2 separate regions of the Homo sapiens genome follow, and region 1 is linked to region 2. The links are chromatin loops, found by intact Hi-C in ENCODE. Cell type or tissue: PC-3. All regions are shown on one strand. Each heading gives the region's core, and the rest is flanking DNA. Links, peaks and the distances in the headings are about the cores only.

Region 1 (11,252 bases), core at 977-8,976, 1.2 Mb after region 2:
CCAAACAGGAGGAAAAACTACTTCCTGAACTTTCTAGCAATCACATTATTCCAAATATTCAGGACACACAAGTACATCTTGGTGTTAGTGATGATCTTGGATTGCTTGCTCACATGACCGGTAGCGTAGACTTAACTTGTACATCCAGTATAATAGAAGAAAAAGAATTCAAAATCCATACAACTTCAGATGGAATGAGCAGTATTTCTGAAAGAGACTTAGCGTCATCAACTAAGGGGCTGGAGTATGCTGAAATGACTGCTACAACTCTGGAAACTGAGTCTTCTAGTAGCAAAATTGTACCAAATATTGATGCAGGAAGTATAATTTCAGATACTGAAAGGTCTGACGATGGCAAAGAATCAGGAAAAGAAATCCGAAAAATCCAAACAACTACTACGACACAAGTAAGCTACCTTATATGAGTTCTAGAAATAAATAAAAATGCATTGAAGAGTTGTTAGCACCAAAACAGAGTAATTTCTTATCAGTTACTTCATGTTTATATTGAATTATAGTATAATAGTAATTTATGGAACTAAATAGTGCGGTATAATTTCATGTATGTAAGAAACTAAAAATATCTCAATTATATTTCCAACTCTGCCACATTCTTCTGTGTAACTTTGCTCAACCTCTCTGGGCCTAAGTTTCCTTATCTAGTACAAGAGGTTGTACTAAAGGATGACCTTTAAGGTCTCTGCCAGTTCTAACATTTTATAACTCTGTGACTACATTTACACATTTTGTACTCAAGATCTTCATTCTGAATACTTGATTAATTTTAACCTTTTAAGCTTCAGGCCCAACCCTGTTCTGTGGATTATAGAAAAGAGGACTTGGAGCCCAGATTGAACTGATAAATGAAGGGGAAGGGAAAAGGGAACTGTTATTTATCCAGTGCCTACTATGTTCCGGGCACTGTGCTATATGTTTTCAGATTTAATCCTCACAACAACCCTGTGAGGTAGGTAATATGGCTGAGAAAAATTAGAATTGTTAGCAGTGAGAATTTTCTGTTCAACCACATGAATAGAAATTTGTTATAAGACAATTAAAGACTCTTAGGTCTGGTTGTTAGGAAATGTTAGTGCTTCAGTTTTGACCTCACTGGAATAAAGCTAAAAACAGATGATGTTTTCTGATATGGATTTTAATTGTTGAGCTCTGAGTTATGACTGTTTCTTTATTTTCTAGGATAAATAATACCTTATGGTTAAGAGTTGAAGAAATAAGAATACATTTACCGTTAATGACTTGGGTTTTGTTATCCTCTGGGTGCCCCACTTGCCTTTTAATGTCATTGAAAATACATTGAATGTGTTTCCATTAGGTTTATACTATGAAGAGTAAACCATGCCTGTCTTGTGTCTTTGTACTCCAGTAAGAATCCTTCATAATATATCGTGTGTGGGGAAAGTATTTTTATTTTTTCTCTAACTGCCAATTTCCATTTTTGTGGCAGTTGCATTGTAGTGATAATTGGCAGGAGATGAGCATATTGAATTAGATACAGATGTAAAATAAAGGAAAACATCGTGCGTTGTTTATTGAACAATAGGCTTGCCTGTTGAACACTAGGCTTGCCTGTTTTTCATTTGGAGTTTATAGACATTTTTCTGGTTTGTTTTCTAACTTATCAAATGCATTTGTGTTTTTGAATTGAAGTACTGTAAGTGAAACAGACTTCAAAGTTAACTTGAAACTGTCAAGTAATATTTTTTCTAATCTTGTGCTTTAGTTACAATTAGTTGATGACATATATCCAGTATACTTCACTGTGTATATGCTCACTTCATTAAGGAAGTAATGTGGTCTAATTTAAAGACTCTTAATGGGGTAAAGGGGTCTGGTTTTCAGTGTGAACTTTGGTGTTAACTTTAGGTATTTGATTATCTTGCCTAGTTTCTGCAATAGTAAAATAAAAGCAATAATGGAGACTTCAGCCCAAAAAGTTTCCTGTGCAAGGAATTACCAGGTGAATAATATATGTGAAATATATTAAACTGCTAAAGTCATATGCTAAAGCATTAAAGCATTATTCACTTTACTATACTCACAGTTTCATTTTAAAATGAGGCATTTCTTTTGTATTCCACAAAAGTTCATCTTTTCCTTCTTTAGGCTGTGCAGGGTCGGTCTATCACCCAACAAGACCGAGATCTCCGAGTTGATTTAGGATTTCGAGGAATGCCAATGACTGAGGAACAGCGACGCCAGTTTAGCCCAGGTCCACGGACTACAATGTTTCGTATTCCTGAGTTTAAATGGTCTCCAATGCACCAGCGGCTTCTCACTGATTTACTATTTGCATTAGAAACTGATGTACATGTTTGGAGGAGGTAGAAATATTTCTTTTTTATAAATTAAAAGCAAATATTTAAAATATGCCATTGCCTATTCTATTTGGTTTTGACAAAACCAAAAATCTGCCTTGATTAAAGGAATTTCCACATTTTTCTTGTATCTTGTTTAAATTAATACCATGTACTAAATTTATTAGTGATAATAATATATACTGTTTAAGTTTAAAATCACCCTGTGACATGTGTATTCAGAGCCTGTAGTATTTAAGCAGTTAGTGGATATCAGTTCAAAGATGATAACTTAGACAACAAATCTACATAAAGTAAACCATGGCCTTTCTAAATTTTCAATTTAATTTTTTAATAGTAAATGTGAAACAAATTAATTAAGAGAGCACATCATTTACATAGGCATGAATACAATTAGGAAGTCGATGGATATAAGTAGCAAGGGCAACTTAAATGATCTAGCACAACATTCTTAGAAATGTTGGCTTCCATGCTTCTCCTCATTTTCCTTTTAGGATTCAAGGTGGCTGCTTCAGCTCCCAACCTCAATTCATAAGAAACCTGCCCAAATTAAAAGGCAGAGATGACTCTTCTTCCTTCCTCTTCTTCCTGTTTTTCCTCTGCCTCCTCTTCTTCTCTCTCCTCTTTCACTTTCTCTTTTTCTTCTCCTCTTTTCTTCTTTTTTTTAAAGGAAGCCCGTCAAGAAATTTCCCCCTTATATCTCGTGAGCCAGCAGGATCACATCCTCTTTCAAAATCAATCATCAGAAAAAGAAAATGGGATTATAATGACTGGCTTTTAGAGACTAATACTGGTTAATTAACTAGTAACTAGGGTTAGGCTAGTCTTTCCTATACCCAGTCAAGCTCAATAATAAAACAAAATATAAAATGTGTGTTAGCAGGGAAAAAGTTATGACTGTTGTGGAAGAAGTCAATAAAGTCTGCCATAGAAAGATTTTACTTTTGATTTTATTTGATCAATTTGTTCTTAGACTACTCATATACTTTCATTGCTAATTGTTATATGATAAATTACCTAGAGATGGTAACTGAGGAAACCTAAATACCATGAAATACATTGCTATTAACATGAAGACCAATGTATGGAGATAAATTATGTAATTTGATAATTATAATATCAGTAGCCTCCAAGTGAGTGATACTCAGCTTTTTTTCCAACCACCTACTCTGTGTTTTTGTTTTCTTTAATGGGCTCTCATGAAATTACCCAGGTAGAATTTAATGTAATTTAAATTTTTTAAAGGTAACACTTTATTTTTAGGACAGAGAGAAACATCTTGAAATTTAAGATACACAGTGATAGATAATAATTCACAACTCTAAAAGGGTGAGAATTATTGACTCAATTTTGACCATGAAGTAATTTCTTTTTTTTAATCTTATTTTTTTCCCATTAAAAAACAGTTCAGGCTAGGTGTGGTGGCTCACACCTATAATCCCAGCACTTTGGGAGGCCAAGGCGGGAGGATAGCTGGAGCTCAGGAGTTCGAGACCAGGGCAAGACCCTGTTTTTACAAACATTAACTAGGCGTGGTGGTGTCCACCTGTAGTCCCAGCTACTCGGGAATCTCCTGGGCCCAGGGAGGTTGAGGATGCACTAAGCCATGATCCCACCACTACACTCTAGCCTGGGTGACAGCAGAGATCCTTTCTCAAAAAAAAAAAAAAAATTATATTCTTGACTGACACCAAACGAAAGCAGGGTATTTTTTTGACATCTACATTGTATGTTTTGTATGAGAACACTGTACTACCAACTTACTTTGAGATTTTTTCCTTTTCTTATTAAATAAGTTCTTGAATTTGTACTGATTTATTTATACTCCCCTATCATGTCACTTCTTTAGCAGTATACATTTCAATGTGACTAGTCAAAGGTGGGGCTGAAGTCATTGGGGATGTGACAAATTGAAACTGCCTACAAAATAGAACTTTCAGTTAAATTTTTAGGTTTTCGGTTTCAAATTTTATTTATGGTTATGAAAATTTTGAATTGGTTATATTTTGAGTTTCCATATTATTTTTAACATTAGACATACTTTTTATATTTAAAAGGTTTTGCCTTTCAACAAAAAACAATCAGATTTGGCAAAATAAATATTTTTAGCCAAATTTGTTGAGTCAGTCATATGTCTTAGAATCTAGTACTGTATTTTTCAAGCAAAGTAATAATATAATGAGTTAATATACTTGGATACAACAAAATCCTGTGGAGATGAATGCTTAGTTTTTGGTAATATGATATCTCAATTATAAATTGCTTTATTTTATAATTTAATTTTAAATATAGCTAGCTCCTACAGTTCTATAATTTTTCACTTGTTATTCTAATTGTCTAAGCTTTTCATTTAAGTAAGCCAAAACATACTCATTTCTGTTTTCTGTATTTTAGCCATTCTACAAAGTCTGTAATGGATTTTGTCAATAGCAATGAAAATATTATTTTTGTACATAACACAATTCACCTCATTTCCCAAATGGTAGACAACATCATCATTGCTTGTGGAGGAATTTTACCTTTGCTCTCTGCTGCTACATCACCAACTGTAAGTACTTTGCCTCCATCTAGTGGTTATATTTTATAAATACATGACTTTAGCATTTCAGTGGTGGTCTAGGCTATAAACACATTTTAACCAGACCTGTACTTTTTAGGCAAATTTTTAACCATTTAAATTTCTATTTCCACCACTTTTGTTTATCAGTGTTGGGTTCCAGCTGTGTGTGCTTATGAAAATGTTTCTCTGGTAATTCTGATGAATACTTCATCAGAAGAGTATTGCATTCTTCATCAAAGATATTGTATATCTCTTCAAATCTGTAGTATAAATAAACTCTTAAAATCCTTGTTATTTAACATTTTCATTTATTTACTGATTCAACATTTATTTTACAAAATCTAGCCTTGTCTTGATTTGTTTCTATATAAAACATTGAAATGTGTTAATATAATACATTTTAAAGGCATTTAATGTTAATTGTGTATGTCATTTAAAATAAAATAGGTCAATGTTAACTTTGTATTTTAGTTGTCATTAAAAACAAATTCTTTGATTCAGACCAAGGCAGACTCCATAGCTACTTGCTCAGATGGGAAAGAATATAGAATTTTGCTTCCCATATTACCCACGTTCTTGTTGCCGTATTAGAAACTCATCCTTAAGCTCAGAAAGCATACCTTTGCCAGAGGGAAATATTTCATTTTACTAAGATGTGCTTTAGTTGGTGAGACACTGTTTCCAAGTTGATCTCTAAGTGTATTTCATCATTAACAAGCTTTTTCTACATGACTCTTTTTCTTACTGTTCTTTTGTTAATGCCACCACCATCACCAGAGCAGCCTTGAAACTTCAACATTAGCAGCCATAGGCTATATCCTCACACACTTTCCCCAGGCCTTACTCTTCTGTTTTATTCATGAATTTGCTCAAGAAGTCCACAAAGGGAAGCATTCCAGTTCAGAAGGAGGAATGCAACAGAGCAAGTCACCAGTAGGGCCTTAATCAAATTAGCAGCTGAACCAAGGAAATGGAGCTAAGAAGAACAGTATAAATTGTTGATGGTGTGTGAAGAGTGCAAGTATACATACACCACTCCTTTTCTTTAATCTCTCTTTTCCTCTGGTGATTTATACCAAATTCTGGTAAATTGAGAGTTGTGTATGATTTTTAAAATGCTTTCTAATAGTGAGACATAGAGGGCATTTTTTTCTTCTCTTTTCTTTTCTTTTTTTTTTTTTTTGACAGAGTATCATTCTGTGACCCAGGCTGGAGCAGAGTAGGGCGATCTCAGCTCACTGCAACCTCCGCCTCCTGGGTTCAAGCAATTCCTCTGCCTCAGCCTCCCAAGTAGCTGGGATTATAGGTGTGCACCACCACACCCAGCTAATTTTTGTATTTTTAGTAGTTATGGGGTTTCACTATGTTGGCCAGGCTGGTTTCAAACTCCTGACCTCAAATGATCTGCCTGTCTCAACCTCCCAAAGTGCAGGGATTACAGGCATGAGCCACTGCTCCCGGCCAACGTGTTTTTTGTTTTATATATTGAAGACTGAATAAATCAATATTTTCTTTGTGACATTTTTCTTGATCATATAAATTGCATTTTGTTTTATAAATTATCATTTGTTATGAAGAAATTTTTAAAAGGTTGTATTGAAATTCACTTTGAAATGTAATATTGAATGTTTTTAAATTTTGCATGGAACATAAAATGCTTCTTATGTAAAAAAAACAGTTTAGCAATAAGTTATTTCAATTTGTATAGGTTTAAAATATTCACATTACTAAATAGTTTTCCAAATTTTAAAGGCAAAAGATCTTTAACTATTAAGATAGAATATTAAAGTAATGAAGTAAACTATAACATACATACTATTGCACCAGTCAAATTTGCTTATTTGTTTTATGATGATTGTACAGTAAAGATACTGACGCTTTGAGGTTGGCTTCCAAAATTATTACGATTCAATTTTGACCACTGTAGTTTGGAATTTAAAATTATTTATTACCTAGACTATCTCAACAGACTTGGGAATTCATTCAATTATAGAAACCTTTGTTTATTTTCTCAATTTCTATATTTCTGTTATTTTGGCCCATTAACTGTTTGGACCTATGCCTGGTTGTACAACATAGCTGATTTTATGTTTTTAGAATGAATTGCTTCCTTAAGAGAAATAGCCGAACCTTTCTCCCATTTTGTATCTGGTAGAACTATGATTGGTGCTGACTGCTGAATGTTGTTTTTCTATTATGAATGTTGTTTTTGTATTACTGGGTTGTATAATATTCTTGCTAGAAGTTGTAACATAGCAGAGGGAAAAAGTTGGGAAAGAGGAGGTTGAATAATGAGGGAAATTAAACCGAATATTTGGGCTTTTTATATTTAAATTTAAAGTGTAAAAAGCCAAAAGAGAATTTTGGAAGGGATAAGTGAAAAAAGGAAACATTGGCAACGTGAAGATTACTGAAAGGAAACATTGTCTTGTAGGTGCTTTTAGAATTTTAATCCTAGATATATGAAGAGAGATGGAAACATTTGAAACTAAGGTTTGAGTGAGCTGGTAATTTTGTTTATATATATATAGTTTTTCAGAATATTCTTGTGTGCATTTTATGAAGAAATAGGAATAATAATGGTTTATGGCAGTAGTTCACAAACTTTTGTGTATGGGGCCAGATGGGAAATAGTTTAGGTTTCATTGGCAGTATTGTTATCTGTCACAGCTAGTCAACTCTGCTGTGATAGTACAAAAGCAGCAATAGACAATACATAAACAAATATTTTTTGTCTGCTGTTTCTGTGAGATTGACATAGAAGTGGTCTCTTTTCTGCCCTGGAAATTTAGATGAGTACAGTAATTTATACTAGAGATAACATTTTTGTATTGCTGTTATAGTATCATCATCATGGAAGAAAATTTTTGAACTGTTTAATCTTAGTTGGAAGGTACATATCTTAATGGAAACTTAAGAAAAAAAGAACATATATATATTGTTTATAATGATAGTTTGAGCACCTTGAACTTAGTACTCTTGAAGAAGCAGCACTTTATGGGAGTTTCAGTTTTGCCCAGATTACTTAAATTCATATGTAGCATAGAAAATAAATTACAAAAATAGTTTCAGATCTCCGAGTTAGACCAATAGTTTTAACTGTACTCAGGGAAAAAAAATAGACCTCTTAGTATGTAGTTTGGCCAATCTTTGCTTTGGGAAAGCAGCATTATTTTTGTTGTTGTTGATTTTTTTAGTTGATGTTTCTGTGACTAGTTAATTGAATCCTCTCATTTATTCTCTAATATATTGTTTAACTTGGTCATAAATGAAAGTGAAAAATTGGAGAAGAAAAAGAAAAGCAAAGAACATGGATCAACCACAAATTGCACACTTTGTGATTTTAAGTTGACCACTTTAGTCAGCCATCCAGAACACTGAATATTATGGAGCTTAATTCAGGGCTTAATTTTCTCTGTCCCAGAAAAATAGTAGAGACTGACATTTCTAGCTCTCCTAATAGTTTCATAATTATAAGAAAGAAGAGCTGCTTTTTCTATTCTGTCCAAAAATAACAAAGTCTTAATTTTAGTTTATTTTTATTATCAGAATGTATCATAAATAGATTTGGAAAAATTATGAATAATGTTGTTGGTTTTGCTGTTCTTTTGTTTATGTCATAGGACTGATCATACTTTACTATTCTCAGGATGCTTTTATATGTTTTCCTATACAATGTACCATGAAAATAGCATATTTTAAGATTTATACTCACATGTACTTGTCAAAAATTAGAAAGAATAGTTGATGATTTTTATTGTGAAAACTAATTCTATCTGATATTTGAATATAATGAATATAATTATTAATGTAATAAGAATCTTAAACTTAGTATAATACCTATTTAATTACCTTTATTCATATTCAGGCCTCATTTAGTATATCAAGTTATTTTCTAGCATGGAAAAGTGGTTTATAAGTTATAATCTCTCAAATATTTTGTTATTTTATTAACTTCTCAGAATTTTCAACTATAGGAAGCTTTCTGTATATTTGAGAATACAAATTACATTATTTCCTTATAGAAAATTCTAGAGGTTGGTATAAATAGTTCATTTCCCTGAGTCATTTCTGCCTAAACCAGAATTGAGGTAGGGATTTTGCAGAGGCATTATGTTAGCTTATTTATTAAAATGTTCCATTAATTATAGGAAAAGATACTTGTTTTGTAAAATAGAGTATGCATTATTTCTAATATATGAACTATACTTATATATATTATTTGGGCAGAGTTACTACAATAAAAATAAGTTGAAGTCTAAATATTTGATATTTAACCTTGATCATGTATAATTTATAAAATGAAAATCTCTTCTGAGAATTTTGCTTTTAATAAAATAATCAAATATAATTTTTAAATATATTATTTTGTGTTTCAATTTTACATTGTATTTTCATTTAATTTAATAATTTCCTTTTCTTGTACTTTTTGGTCTGTTGTCTGTTTTGTCTAATGCATGTCCAGGGTTCTAAGGTTAGTATTACTTTTGTAGTAATTTTCAGCTTTCAGTTTCAAGTTTTATTTTTACTTATTTATGAAATTTTTGACTTGGTTATATTTTGAGTTTTCATATCATCTTTAACATGAGACATATCTTTTGTATATTTAAAAGAGTCATTGAAAGGATTATTTTCCCAATGCATTGATGTATTACTATTTTATTATGCACAATAATCCCTAGATTAAACTATCATATTGAACACAATGGTGTTACAGTCATATGTACAATCAGATTTTAATTGGTTCTAAGGAAAGTAAATTGGATGAAATATATTATTTTAAGATTTAATAATTGTATGAGAGTGATCTTTATTTTTTAGCCCTATCTTTTGATGCTTACATACTTCATTTTTTAAATTACTTTTATATAAAATGGAATACAAATTCTCTTTTAGACTGTTGTGTTGAAAGTGCCTTCTACTCTAAAATTTAATTTTTTCAGTCAAAAAAACACTTTGATGGATTATATGGACACCTTAATAATTCTATTTATAATTCACTCATTTTAAAATGAAAGCATAGTTTGACAGGTCAAAACACTCAAAACCATTAAATAATGAATATAGAGAGATAGCTATCTGCAATTTCAGTGATTCAAAATGATGAAGAATTTGTGAACACAGATCTAGATATTCTAAATTCTAACATTTGAAAAATTATTTATAGTATTTGATAGACCTAAGAAATGGCCAAGTTCTTCATTCCTTTATAGAACATTTTAAATTGAAAACAGATTTAAAATGAATTTTTTGCTCTTTCTTATGAGCTATGATGTCATGGTCATAGATTTTTAATTGATATTATGAAGTGATGCTGTATATTCATGAAGTGCTAAGAAGTAAAGAATCTGCATTTTAAAATCCAAGTAATGAATTAATCATTTCTTTATGCCATGTGTACTGAATTGGCATAATGTTGTAACAACTGAAAACACATTTCTGTCTCTTTCCAGGCTCATTTTAGAGAGAATGGTTTTAACCCTATTTTGCTGTTAAATGGAAGGAGGAATGGTTGTTACATTTTATACATCATTTAAAACTGAGCTTAGTTATATAATGCTTGTAGTAGCCACCTATCCTTTTTATTACCCACTTTGTGCACAAGAAATGTTTTGAGTATTTTGAGTTCTTTTTTCAGTGTTTTCTGCTCACGTTTCCATGTTAATGCTCCTGCTTCTTCCAAGCAGGAAGAAGTTTAGGTATAATGATGGCTATAAACAGTGTCAAAATGGAACATTAAATAGGAATAGATACCTATTACATATGCTAACCTTGTAGTTGAATTTATCATTTGGTTAAGAGTTAATATTGATTGGAATGGCTAGTGTGTCCATTTTCAGAAAATTTAAATAATTTTTTTTTACTTATGAAGTATTCCCTTCCTTGGTTCCTTGAGGCACTGATAAAATGAGGCCTAGTCCTAAGGAACAAAAATAATTAAAATGCTGTATAGTCCATGGTGCAAAACAAAATAAGAAATGTTGACATTGTTTAAAAAACCATAAAGTTGTGCATTTTAAGAAACACAATGCTTTGTAATATTCCCTCTGAAATCAGAAATGTAGTGAAAGTACAGTTTTCCAATCTAGAATGCTATGATTCTTTTTATTACTAGTGTTTTATAAGTCACGAATTAAATATCTATAGATGAGTTAGCGATCTTGATTATTTTTACCCTAGAGTTTTATCGTACATGTAAAGTACCTAGTAGTTTCAGTTTATTCTAAAATGGATAAGAAATTGTTATGCATTCTAATTTGACAGCCATCTCATTTTGATACTAAGTTAAATTACCATGTATTTTCCCTATTATTCATCATACATCTATAGGAAAGAAAAATCAAAGCATATATTTT
Region 2 (11,252 bases), core at 1,496-9,495:
GTAAGTTTTACTGTAGTTTTCATGTTAATGGTTTATATGGGTTAAAACTTGTACCCTCATTCTTAATTTTGTGGTACTCTATAGTCACCATATGAAAGAAATAAAGTTACTTTTGGGGAAATTACTTGAATAAGGTCAAATGAGATCTGCAACTGTGGGATACACTTTTGTCAACATTTTAAAAGGCCAACCAGGCTTTGGTCATTGTACATTGATATGGTATAGGCCTATGCTTTGATTATATTCATTTCAAAGCTCTGTATTAATTAGGAAATAATGGCTCATTCTGAGAGGAAATGATTATATTTGATTTTGAGAATTTTGCATTTGAGCTGATAAAATGAGATACACCAGAAAAAAGTGAAAACATGAAAATTAAGCTTCAGTGAAAGTGAAGTATAGGAAAGTTTTAAATATTTTGATAATAGATTATATATCATATCAATATATTATATATTCCTCCCTGACCTCATTCTTGAAATCTCACCCAATCCTTGACCTTCCCTGGCAAAGATCAAAATTGAGAAAAAGATCGGGAGTGGCGTAAGTCTCAGGAATAAAATAAGAGGGCACCTGATGTTCACATTGCTTGGTAATGAAAAATAATAAAGGCTTTTTAAAGCAGTTAAAAAAAAAAAAAAGATTTGCAATTTGGGGCACATGCCCAGACCTGGATGGCCTCTCATAAGTCCTAAGACCAAAGGGAAAGTTAGGGTTTTATTGGGGGAAAGAGGGGGTTATGCAAGTTGTTTTGAAAGAAAATTCATTGGTTCTGGTGATGTCTTCCAGGAGCTGGTGAGCTCTGATTGGTGAGTGGTGGCATTGCTAGGTAAAACTTGTCATCTTAAAGTCACAGCAGGCTGTTTTCTTGGAAGGGGCTTGCACAACAGTGGATCTGGTGAGTGTTTTTGTTTAAGAGGCCAACTCTCCTTGTGCTGTTGTCCATGTGTGACTCATGTAGCAATTAAGGCTTGGAAAAGTTTCTTGTAGCAGTTTTTGTTATTGGGCCAGCCCTGTGTGAGAGCCCTCCCATCATGGCCCTGGCTCCATTTTGCCAGAGTTTGACACGAGTGACTCTATTTTGATTCTGACAACTTTCACAGCTGCAACTCTTGTAAATTCAGAAGGGGCTGAGGGTGAGCTATGGAACTGGAGAGGCCTGGTGTGTGGGTGACTTCTGTGGTCCTGCCTGGAACAAAGGCCACTGAGTGAGAAATAGGTTGATTTACATCAGCAGTGGGTGGCCCTATAATACCAAGGAGGAGTTTCAGATGAGAAAGACCAATATGACAGTAGAATAGAAGCTCTAGGGACTTAATTCAGCAGTAAGAATAGCAGCTAACATTCTCATAACATCTACCATGGGCAAGGCACTGTTAACATCTAATAACTCATTTAGTCTTCCAAACAGCCCTGTAAGGTGGGTGACAATTATTATCATCTCCATTTGACAGAGGGTGAATCTGAAGAAAGAGAAGTAAAATAATTTGTTCAAATTTCCACCGCAGTGAAGTGACTGCTGGTATTTGAATGCAGGCAGTGTCAGGATCGTGGGCTTACCTAGTATTCCCAACCACTTCTCTCAGGAAAGGGGTGAGGAGACAAGATTGAGTAGGTATCCAAGAAAGACTGAGTCAATCATGAAAGTGACTCAGTAGCAGAAATGACAACTTGAGATGCAAGTACTACGCAAAAATAGGGACATACACTTATGTATTTACGCAGTTATATCCATGGTTGTAAAGGTTGATACCTGCTACAAATGTGAGTCCTAAATTTTCCAATCAAGTTGTATAGTGATGGCAGGATTGCTCACCTCTCATAAACCAGAAGTCAGAGGCTTAGAGAGAGTTCACTCGGAGGAAATACCATGCTCTGAGCTTGATATTCACGGGTATACACAAATTGGGCATGTTGAGGTGAGTTAAATATGCTGCTTGTTAAATTAAAGGTGTTCACCGTGCCTTATTACATTGATCAGCTCACCTTGCCTCTTCCCAACTCTAACTTTAGAAGAGGCTGCATAGGTGGATGTGTGCTAGATTACTGAATATACTTTCTCTGGTGTTTGCTTTACATCTTATCCACATACTTAATACAAGTCCAATAGCAGCTTGCCTGTGTTTAAACCTGTACAGTGTTGATCAGTTGCACGCCATTCAGTGAACTAGGCAGGTATATGTCTGTTACAGCAAATACTGCGTTTGAATGAAGAGAACCAATGTCTGGGGGGGGAAGTGAAAACTATCTGAAATGGGTTAGTTGCCCTAGAAAATAGAATTGGGATTCTTTGTAGAAGAATATGCCCACCTTTGGCCCTGATCTGGGATTCCATTTAAAACAATTTTTTTCTACAGTATTATGCCAAAAAGTTTCAAAATCTATTTGGCCTTTGCCCATTCTAAAATGGACAAATAATTTTTTTCTTTTTTTTCCAGATTTTATTTGAAACCATAGATTAAAAGGATTTAAAGGAGGGCTACCTAGTTGTTCGTAAAATATGTTACTACCTTTTACCTTTTTGATACTGTAAATTTACCACGAAAGGTAAAGGAAGTCTGACAGACATTCCCAGTCATGAGGAAATTATCCTAGAGAGTTGATGAGGTGGCAAGAGAAGAAGACATTGCTATCATGGCTCACAGAATATTGCCAGAGTAGTTGATGTATCTTCTTTTCCAACCACAGCCAGTACACTTGTGGGCTTTAAAAAAATTTAATTGTAGGTAATAGAAGAGTTTTGCCATCTAAATACATCGCTGACTTCATATTGCAAGTCAATGGAAAAACTATACTTTCTTTATAGAGATTTAATTAACACTAAATTTAATGGAATAATTGTGTTGATAAAGCTTACTAAAGGTTATTGAGATTTATAGATATTAAGAAAGATCATACAACTTCATATAGCTCCCAAATATTTCAAATGTGATATTCATGTAATGTCCTTAGGAATTTCTTTTTCTGGTAAATGTCATGTCATTTTAATTCATTACAAAATATTTTGAAATATGGAAAAATTTTAAACTTACCTATAATTTTCTCTATAAATGAACAGTGCTAACATTTTGGTAGATGCATGTTTATTATATTTTATACAGTTGAACTCATAATATATTTTCAATTCAATATTCTGCATTTTCATAAGTAATTTTCTGAACTTTCCCCTATATTATTATAATTTGACAATTGGATTATTTCCAATTTATGCTATTAGAAATAAAGTTAAGGTAAACATTTTTATGAATCTTTGTGTGTATTTCTGTTCATCTCTTTAGAACAGAGACCCGGAATAAATTCTCGAGTCAGAAAGATTAAGCATTTTAAAGTTCTTAATGTAGCTTGCCAACTTTCCTTTTGAATATTTGTGATAATTTGATACTTATATTTTTAGCATTGAGTGTTACTGTTTTTCCTAATCTCTGACTATTTAATAAATACTGAATTGTATAGCTTTATTTTTCTTTTATTACTAAAGAGACTTAATTCTTTCATCTATTAGCTAATTCATCTATCAGCTTGTATTAGGGTTCTCTAGAGGAACAGAACTAATAAGATAGATGTATATATGAAGGGGAGCTTATTAAGGAGTATTGACTCACATGATCACAAGGTGAAGTCCCGCAATAGGCCGTCTGCAAGTTGAGGAGCAAGGAAGCCAGTTGAAGTCCCAAAACCTCAAAAGTAGGGAAGCTGACAGTGCAGCCTTCAGTCTGTGGCCAAAGGCCTGAAAGCCCCTCAGAAACCACTGGTGTGACTCCAAGAGTCCAAATGCTGAAGAACCTAAAGTCTGATATTTGAGGGCAAGGAGCATCTAGCACAGGAGAAAGATGGAGGCTGGAAGACTCAGCAATTCTGCTCTCTCCAACTTCTTCTGCCTGCTTTATACTAGCCAGGCTGGCAGCTGATTAGATGGTGCCCACCCAGATTGAGGATGGGTCTGTCTCTCTGAGTCCACTGACTCAAATGTTAATCTCCTTTGGCAACACCCTCGCGGACACACCCAGGAATAATACTTTGCATCCTTCAATCCAATCAAGTTGACACTCAGTATTAACCATCACATAGCTCTTTTAATCTCCTCTTCTGTGAATTGTCAACTCCTGACCTTCAAACACTTTCCTGTTGATGATCTGGAAGTTTTCTTACTAATTATATGTATCGATGTAACGTACTAATGGTGATAAAATGAACAGCTTGGGGCAAAATTTAGGGATAGATAAACCTCAAGCTTGTTATAATCAGTATGATCCCTGCCTTTCTCTCTTCCTTTAGTTCTTTTGGAAAATGGTCACCATCATTTGGTATAATCTATCATTTCTTAATATATTTCTAAGGCATCTAGGTGATATATTACATTCTCTCCCTTTTTCTTAGAGTTTTTTTTAGTGACAGCTTATGATTGGGGCAAATTTAGAGTTGAAGTGTTTCAATGTGTCTTTACATGATATGTAGGACTTAGATGCTATTAATGTTCTCACCTTTGATTTATGGATCCTGGATCTTGGACATATTGAATTGTAGAAAATTTCCCAGAAAGCAACATAGTGAGAATATCCAGATCAAAATAGAATTTTCAAGAGCTGATGTTACATGCTGCTCACGATGGCAATGAAAGTACAGTTGAACCAAGAAGTCATGGATTTAGTTGTAATGTGGATGGTAGTTCGTTTCATCTAAACCAGTGGTTCTCAGACTTTAGCACACAACAGCATTGCCTAGAGGGGCTGTTAAACACAGGAGCGGGTCCCCACCCTGGAGTTTTTGTTTCTGTATAGGTCTGGTGTGGATACCGTGATGCTGATGCTTTTGGTCTGGGGACAACACCTTGAGACCACTGATCTAAGCCATCTGGGGGCTGAGTGTGAGACAAGATATTACCTTTTTCCATGGTGTAGACTCATATCATGAGATGTGTAAATTCTAAAATCTTGCGAACAGGAGACCAAAATTACTGTCACAGTGTGGGGGTCCAACAAAGATATAATGTTACCTCCAGGGGGTGCCATTTCCTTGTGAATGACTGCCTTAGAAGTTGTGTATAAGGTACATGACCATACAGAGGCCCTGAAGTCTGGTAGTGGAAATACATTTTCCTTTGTGATATCTGATGTTACTTTTAAACATGGAAAGTCCTCCTCCCTTTCCTCTAAGAGTCTCCTACCTGCAATCTAAAGATCAAATTTATAGTCACCTACGTTTGCTTTTTTTAATGAATTCTTTTTAACACCTTCATTATAAAGTCAAATTCTGTTCATGTATTCTGTGAGGTGATGATTAAAACAGCATATTATTTTCCTAAGTGACAATTTTCTCCATACTTTTTGAATATACATTTGTTTTTCATTCACTGATGGTGGAATCTTTCTCGTATGTTGTGTGTGTGTGTTTGTATTCTGAGACTATTTATATTGCCTTTGTTGTGCTAGTTCATTAATTCTACAAATGCTTACTATGTTCCAAGCACTGCAGAGATATCAGTATGAATGAAACAGTCATGAATAAAACACATGTGGACTCTGCCAGCATGAAATTTACCATCTCAATAGTCTGTTCCATTGTTCATCTGTCTATTCTAGCTCAAGCATCACATTAGTTTTAATTGTCGTAGCTAAAGAACACATTTTAATCTGCTGTAGAGAAATTATTCCTTAATGCCATTAAAAAAGTTAGTAATTTTTGTCTATTTATTCTTCTTAATATACCTTGGAATAATTTTTTCAGAAATTCAAAAAGGGGAAGAAAACTCTTTGTGACTTTCATTGGAATTGTCTTGCAGTATATTTTGGGAAGAATTGATATCTTTTATAAAACAGTTTTCCCTCCCAAACCATTTTTGTATGCCTTTATTTATTGGGATCTTCTTTCATATCTCTGTATTATAAAATAACATGCAAGTACTAAAATGTGTTAGTCTGCTGAATTTTTTGGAATGCTTTTTATCAGCAATATGAGAAATTCCATGAAACTGTAGAACTGGGCCCACAAGGAAGGAATGAGGCTTGAGGTTATCAAACAGAGAAGGGAAAGTACAGAGAAAGAATTACTCTAAAGCAAAAACAGTAGGAAAATTTTTATGTTATCAAGATAGTCATGTAAAATAATGCATGGTCCACATGCATAAACCACATCCAATGCTAGTCTATGTATTTTTTCTTGAAATGTCTGTTTCTCTTGCAAAGTATATTGCCATATAAGTTTTAAACAGTGAGGACATCAGTCTCTGAGCAATATTCCTGACATTGTGACAACAACGACTGGCTTTTGCTGTACATGTTTGCAAACATTGGTTGAGACTTGTAGGCTGACAGCCTAAATGGACAATATGTCCATAATCTGCATGCCAACTGGCACATGCTGATAACATCTGACAGGCCACTCTTGTCAAAGCTTTTGAACACCTAATAAATACAATTATACCCCCTTTACCCTTTGAAAAATCTGAGATACTGGTTTTTCCCTTTGAGTTACAGATGGTGATATCATAAGAGCTTTGAGACAGCTGCTCAGCCTCATTGATGCAAATGCTTATGGCAAACAATACATTCTTCAGATCTGTGGTCGTCTTTCTTTTTTCTTTTCCTGCTTGCTAATGCCGAGCTGATGATGCAGAATATGGACCTCAGTTGCAATTTTAGTATTAGAGGTCAGAAAACACATAGAGATCTGGGTGAACAAAGAATGTGCAATAACCACATTTTACCTGTCCTACATTGTTTGGGAATGAGCTCCTATTGTGTTAAAATGAACTGCTGGTCAGTGCTGTGGAAACAATTTATCCCAAGAACTTATTATTGGCTTAGTGATTGTTTTTTGTTATCATGGGTTCTATAGCCACTGCTATGATTGGGTTAGATGCTCATTTCCTTTAACTGTGATGTTTTAAGAAACCCTAGCTTAGGTGAATATAATTGTTACCATTTATAATAGTAGGTTAGATTCTCATCTTCTCTGTCTCCGTGTAACAAAGATAATAAATCGAGATGATAAAATTTAATAATGTACAAAGTATTTCATTGTTAGTGATGCATTTTCAAATGATGACCTGTGAAATTGAAAATAAGAAGGGAGAAACTTTTTTTCCCCTCTCCTATTAAGGATCACTGACCGGCTTGGAAAAAAAAAATCCCAAGTCATGTAAAAGGAAAATAATTTGTTTGCATTTATATTTTTATTAAGAGAGAGAAATATAAACAACTAAAGATATTCTTTTAAAGTTAAAATTTGGGGTTTTAAAGTTTCATTGGCTAACTACGTTAAATTAAGAGAAATATGTAATTTAATGTGAGAGTAACAGGAGACTGCAGGATTGGGGGAGGGAGATGAATGGTATGGGGGAGGGCGAGACTGGCAGACAGAGACTGCAGGGAAACTAGAGGAGAGAGGAGAAGGTGGTGGGGAAAAAAAGGGAAATGAAAGAAAGGAAAGAGAAATTAAATGTTTAATAATAGAGCCAAAGGACAAAGAAAAGAGCATGTAGGAGGATGGCGTGAGCTCAGGAGTTTGAGCTTGAGCTCAGGAGTATGTCAGCCTGGGCAACATAGCAAGACTTCATCTCTACTAAAAGAAAAAAAAAAAATCTGGGTGCAATGGTGAGCACTTACAGTTCCAGCTACTTGGGAGTCTGAGGTGGGAGGATGGCTTGATTCTTGGAGGTTGAGTCTGCAGTGAGATGAGATTGTGCCACTGCACTCCAGCCTGGGTGACAAAGTGAGACCCTGTCTCAAAAATGAAAACAAAAACAAAAAACAATAATTGATAGAAGGAAGGTGATAAGGGCACATGATGAGACAGTAAGAGGGAGAAGGAAGCAACTGCAACTGGAACTAAAAAGAGAAATGCTTAGAGGGCTTTCCAAGCTCTGAGATGACTGTGTGTCTTGGCTTGGGTTCCTATCTTGTTTCCCTGGATGTCCGAATCAGTTACTACCAGATCCTCTGACAGCCCAGCCTGGGAGTCTCTTCTTTCTATAGCTGGTGTCCCAGATTCCCAGTTGCTTATTACTATAACCTTGGTCTTTATGGTCAATGCTGACCCCACCTGGACTCGGCAGCCACCAGTCTTGCCTCTTGCCTAGCCCTGATTTTGTGTTTCATTTTCTGTCATTGGGTCTATCTGGTTTTTGTTTTGTTTTGTTTTCCTATGCCAAGCATCTGTCTTTGGTAATCTCCCTACTACTTTTTTCTTTCTAAATGCAAGGTATTCCCTTTCTCCTATAAGCGTCTCTTCTGAGCCTGGGAACCTTTGACTGCAGCCCAAGCCCCATGTCCTATATCCAGTGCTCTCATGATGGGAACCATCAGCCTGGATGGCCGAATCCCCCCATTCCTGATGGTCTGCTCACATTGTGATGCACCCTGCTGAACCTGTCATGAAGACTGCCTGAAACTCTACATTATGGATATTTTGGCTGACTTCCTTGTTTGGAAAGTCTTATTTGGTTACCAGATAACTGGATCATGTCAAGGTCCAAAAATATGTCAATTTTTCCTTTGAAATGTTATAATATATTATTTTCTGCCTTGAGATTTTTTTTTTCAAATGTCAAGGGGGCAGGGACAATGTTTTAAATAAACTTTCCATTGAGATTCTGGAAATGATTATGAGGAAACAACTGAGGTTTTAGAAATGTAACTGGAAAATGTAAAAATGCCATCAACTTCCTAGTTATTCCCAAAAGTCTCTTTGACATTGAAATGATGCCAAAAATATATCATGTTTGTTCTTTGAGAAATTAGAGCTCTCTCATTCCATAATGCAAAAAAGTTGTACTTGCAAATAATATCCCAAGCTGCTTGCTAGAGATTGGATGAAATTAAATAGCTGCTGATCTGAAGTCATTTCATGTCTGACTTGTGAGTACAAGTGTTGGGCACAATTGAAGTTTTCTTTCTAATTAAAAATTAGGCTTTTTTTCTTTCATAATCAACTTACTGTCTGTAGTGGTTCACATAATTGCTGGTAGCAGCACTTTCCATTGATCCTAATTTGTGGAAGGTTGTAAGATGAGAGAACTTAGATTTTCACCATAATTCACCTTTAAATAAAAAAGAGGTAATATAAAACCTTGTTTGGTTTGTTTCTGAAACTTTTGTTCCTTTGCTCATCCTGTCACTCATGAGCATGTTCTGATTGACTTTGTGGGAAGAGGACACAGCATTAGCATTTCACCTGGTCTGTTAGGAACAAACAAAAAAACCAACCAATCAACAATGTCTTAAGAATACTTGACAAAACTTAAATCTATGGCTGAATCTACATAATTATGTTAGAATGACCTGGTAGGGGAAAATGTGCTGGGCCTAAAGTGTTGTTTCACAGCTCAAGCTGCTGCATGAACAGCATGGGCAGGTCCCCTGAATGACATGCTGGGAGCTATGTATGGCTCCGGGTCCACTGAGCTGGTCTCATCTTCCCCTTATGAGAGCGATGGTATGACAGGTGCAGTGTGTGCACTTGTATGGGATGACGGGTTGGGGTGACTGCAGGTGAAGGAGGCAGGAAGAAGCAGAAAGCCTTGGTCTTATGCATACTGCCCCCAAGGTGTGGAAGCCACAGGTGGTCATTATTATGAAATCTGGGAAGTGTAATCACTGGGCAGATCATAATAACAGGTAACCCAGGTGGCAGGTGAGGGTTACTATCAGGTGGGCACAGTGGCTTTGGGAGACAAGACCGTTAACCCCTAGATTGGACTTAGAGGAGATCCTAGGGGTGGATTTGTATGGAGTAATTTTCCTAGACTAAATTACTATTTAGTTATAACCATGGATGCTATTATGGGTTGAATTTTGTACCCCCCAAAATACATAAAAGTTGCAAACCCCAGTACCTGTGAATGTGACTTTATCTGGAAATAAGGTCCTTGAAGATGAAATTAGTTAAGGTGAGGCTATTAGGATAGGACCTAATCCAATATGACTGAAAAAAGGGGAAAATTTGTCCATAGAGTTGGAAGCACACACAGGGAAAACAGCACGTGAGGATAAAAGCAGAGACTGGGGTGATGCATCTGCAAGCCCCAAAGAATATAAAAGATTGCTAGCAAATTACCAGAAGCCAGGAGAGAGCCCTGGAACAGATTTCCCCTCAAAGTCCTTAAAAGGAAGCAATCCTGCCGACATCTTGATCTCGGACTTCCTTCAGAACTGTGAGGCAGTAAACTTCAGTTATTGTGAGCCATTCAATTTCTGGTACAGTTATGGCACCCATAAAGAATGAATACAGGTGCTAGAGGATTGGAGGTTTGGTTAACAGAAAATATTAGTACTAGAAGAAACCCTAGAAATTGTATAATTGACATAGGAAACACTACTGTACTGTATACTTAAAATTTCCTAAGAGATAGATCCTAAATGTTCTCACCACAAAAAATCAAGAGCAGCAGCAAAACTATGTGATGACTATGTTAATTATCTTGATTGTGATGATAACTTCATGGTGTATATGTATACTAAATCATCAGGTTGTACATCTTAAATACAGTCATGTACCATGTAATGTTTCAGATACGCGAGGGATCAGATATGTGAGAGTCGCCCCATAAGATTACAATACCATATGTTCACCTTACCTTTTCTATGTTCAGATATGTTTAGATATACAAATACTTACCATTCTGTTACAATTGCCGATAACATTCAGTACAGTGACATGCTGTACAGGCTTGTAGCCTAGGAGCAAAAGGTTAGGTGTGTAGTAAGCTATACCATCTAGGTTTATGTAAGTACACTCTACAATGTTTGTAAAATGATGAAATAGCCTAATATTGCATTTCTCAGAATGTATCTCTGTCATTAAGAGATGCATGACTTATATATACAATTTTTTAAAAAATTGTGTAGTTGAGACCTCTTATATTACCAATGAATTACTGAGGCCTAGAAAGGTCAAATGAATTAATTGCTTGAGGTCACCTAGCTAGCATGTGGCAAGTCTGAGACTAAAGCCTCTGTCTTTTGACTCTTGGTCTGTGCTTTTCCTGTACTTTTTTGCTCCTGTGCACAATTACCATGTAGCATGCGCATAGAAACACAGATTAGAAATACACAGAAGATAATCACATAACTTAGAAATGAGTTTTGAAAAGGTGTAGCCGGACTCCTTATCTAAAATTAATCTAACTGAAATTGTATTTTAGATTAACTTTGCTACTTGAAAAATGCTAAGTGGCTGCCTGAGAGCAATGAAATTTCTTCCTCTAATGTGCTCCTCAGGGCAGGTAGCCCTTATCATTGTTTTCCAAACCACTA

What was found. A loop is a pair of places that touch in the nucleus more often than their neighbours do. Peaks named below come from ENCODE experiments on the same cell type or tissue, not always from the same donor. Only the 100,000 strongest peaks of a DNase experiment are listed, where the experiment ranks them.
Region 1: it touches region 2 in a loop (13-fold over the local background); 79 of 110 quality-filtered maps call a loop at or near these places.

The regions. Positions count from the first base shown.
Region 1 is chr13:35,159,626-35,170,877 of GRCh38, forward strand. NBEA (neurobeachin) reads left to right here. Exons shown (of 59, transcript NM_001385012.1): 22 at 1-407; 23 at 2,125-2,342; 24 at 4,731-4,884; 25 at 9,362-9,370. Among named protein-coding and RNA genes, the nearest start is that of NBEA, 220 kb to the left of the region's middle. In PC-3, for the core only: CTCF peaks have their summits at 4,885 (motif pointing left) and 5,084; no DNase peak of the experiment used is centred there.
Region 2 is chr13:33,926,608-33,937,859 of GRCh38, forward strand. It overlaps a transcript of RFC3 not described here. Among named protein-coding and RNA genes, the nearest start is that of RFC3, 110 kb to the left of the region's middle. In PC-3, for the core only: a CTCF peak has its summit at 4,981 (motif pointing right); a DNase peak (open chromatin) is centred at 5,024.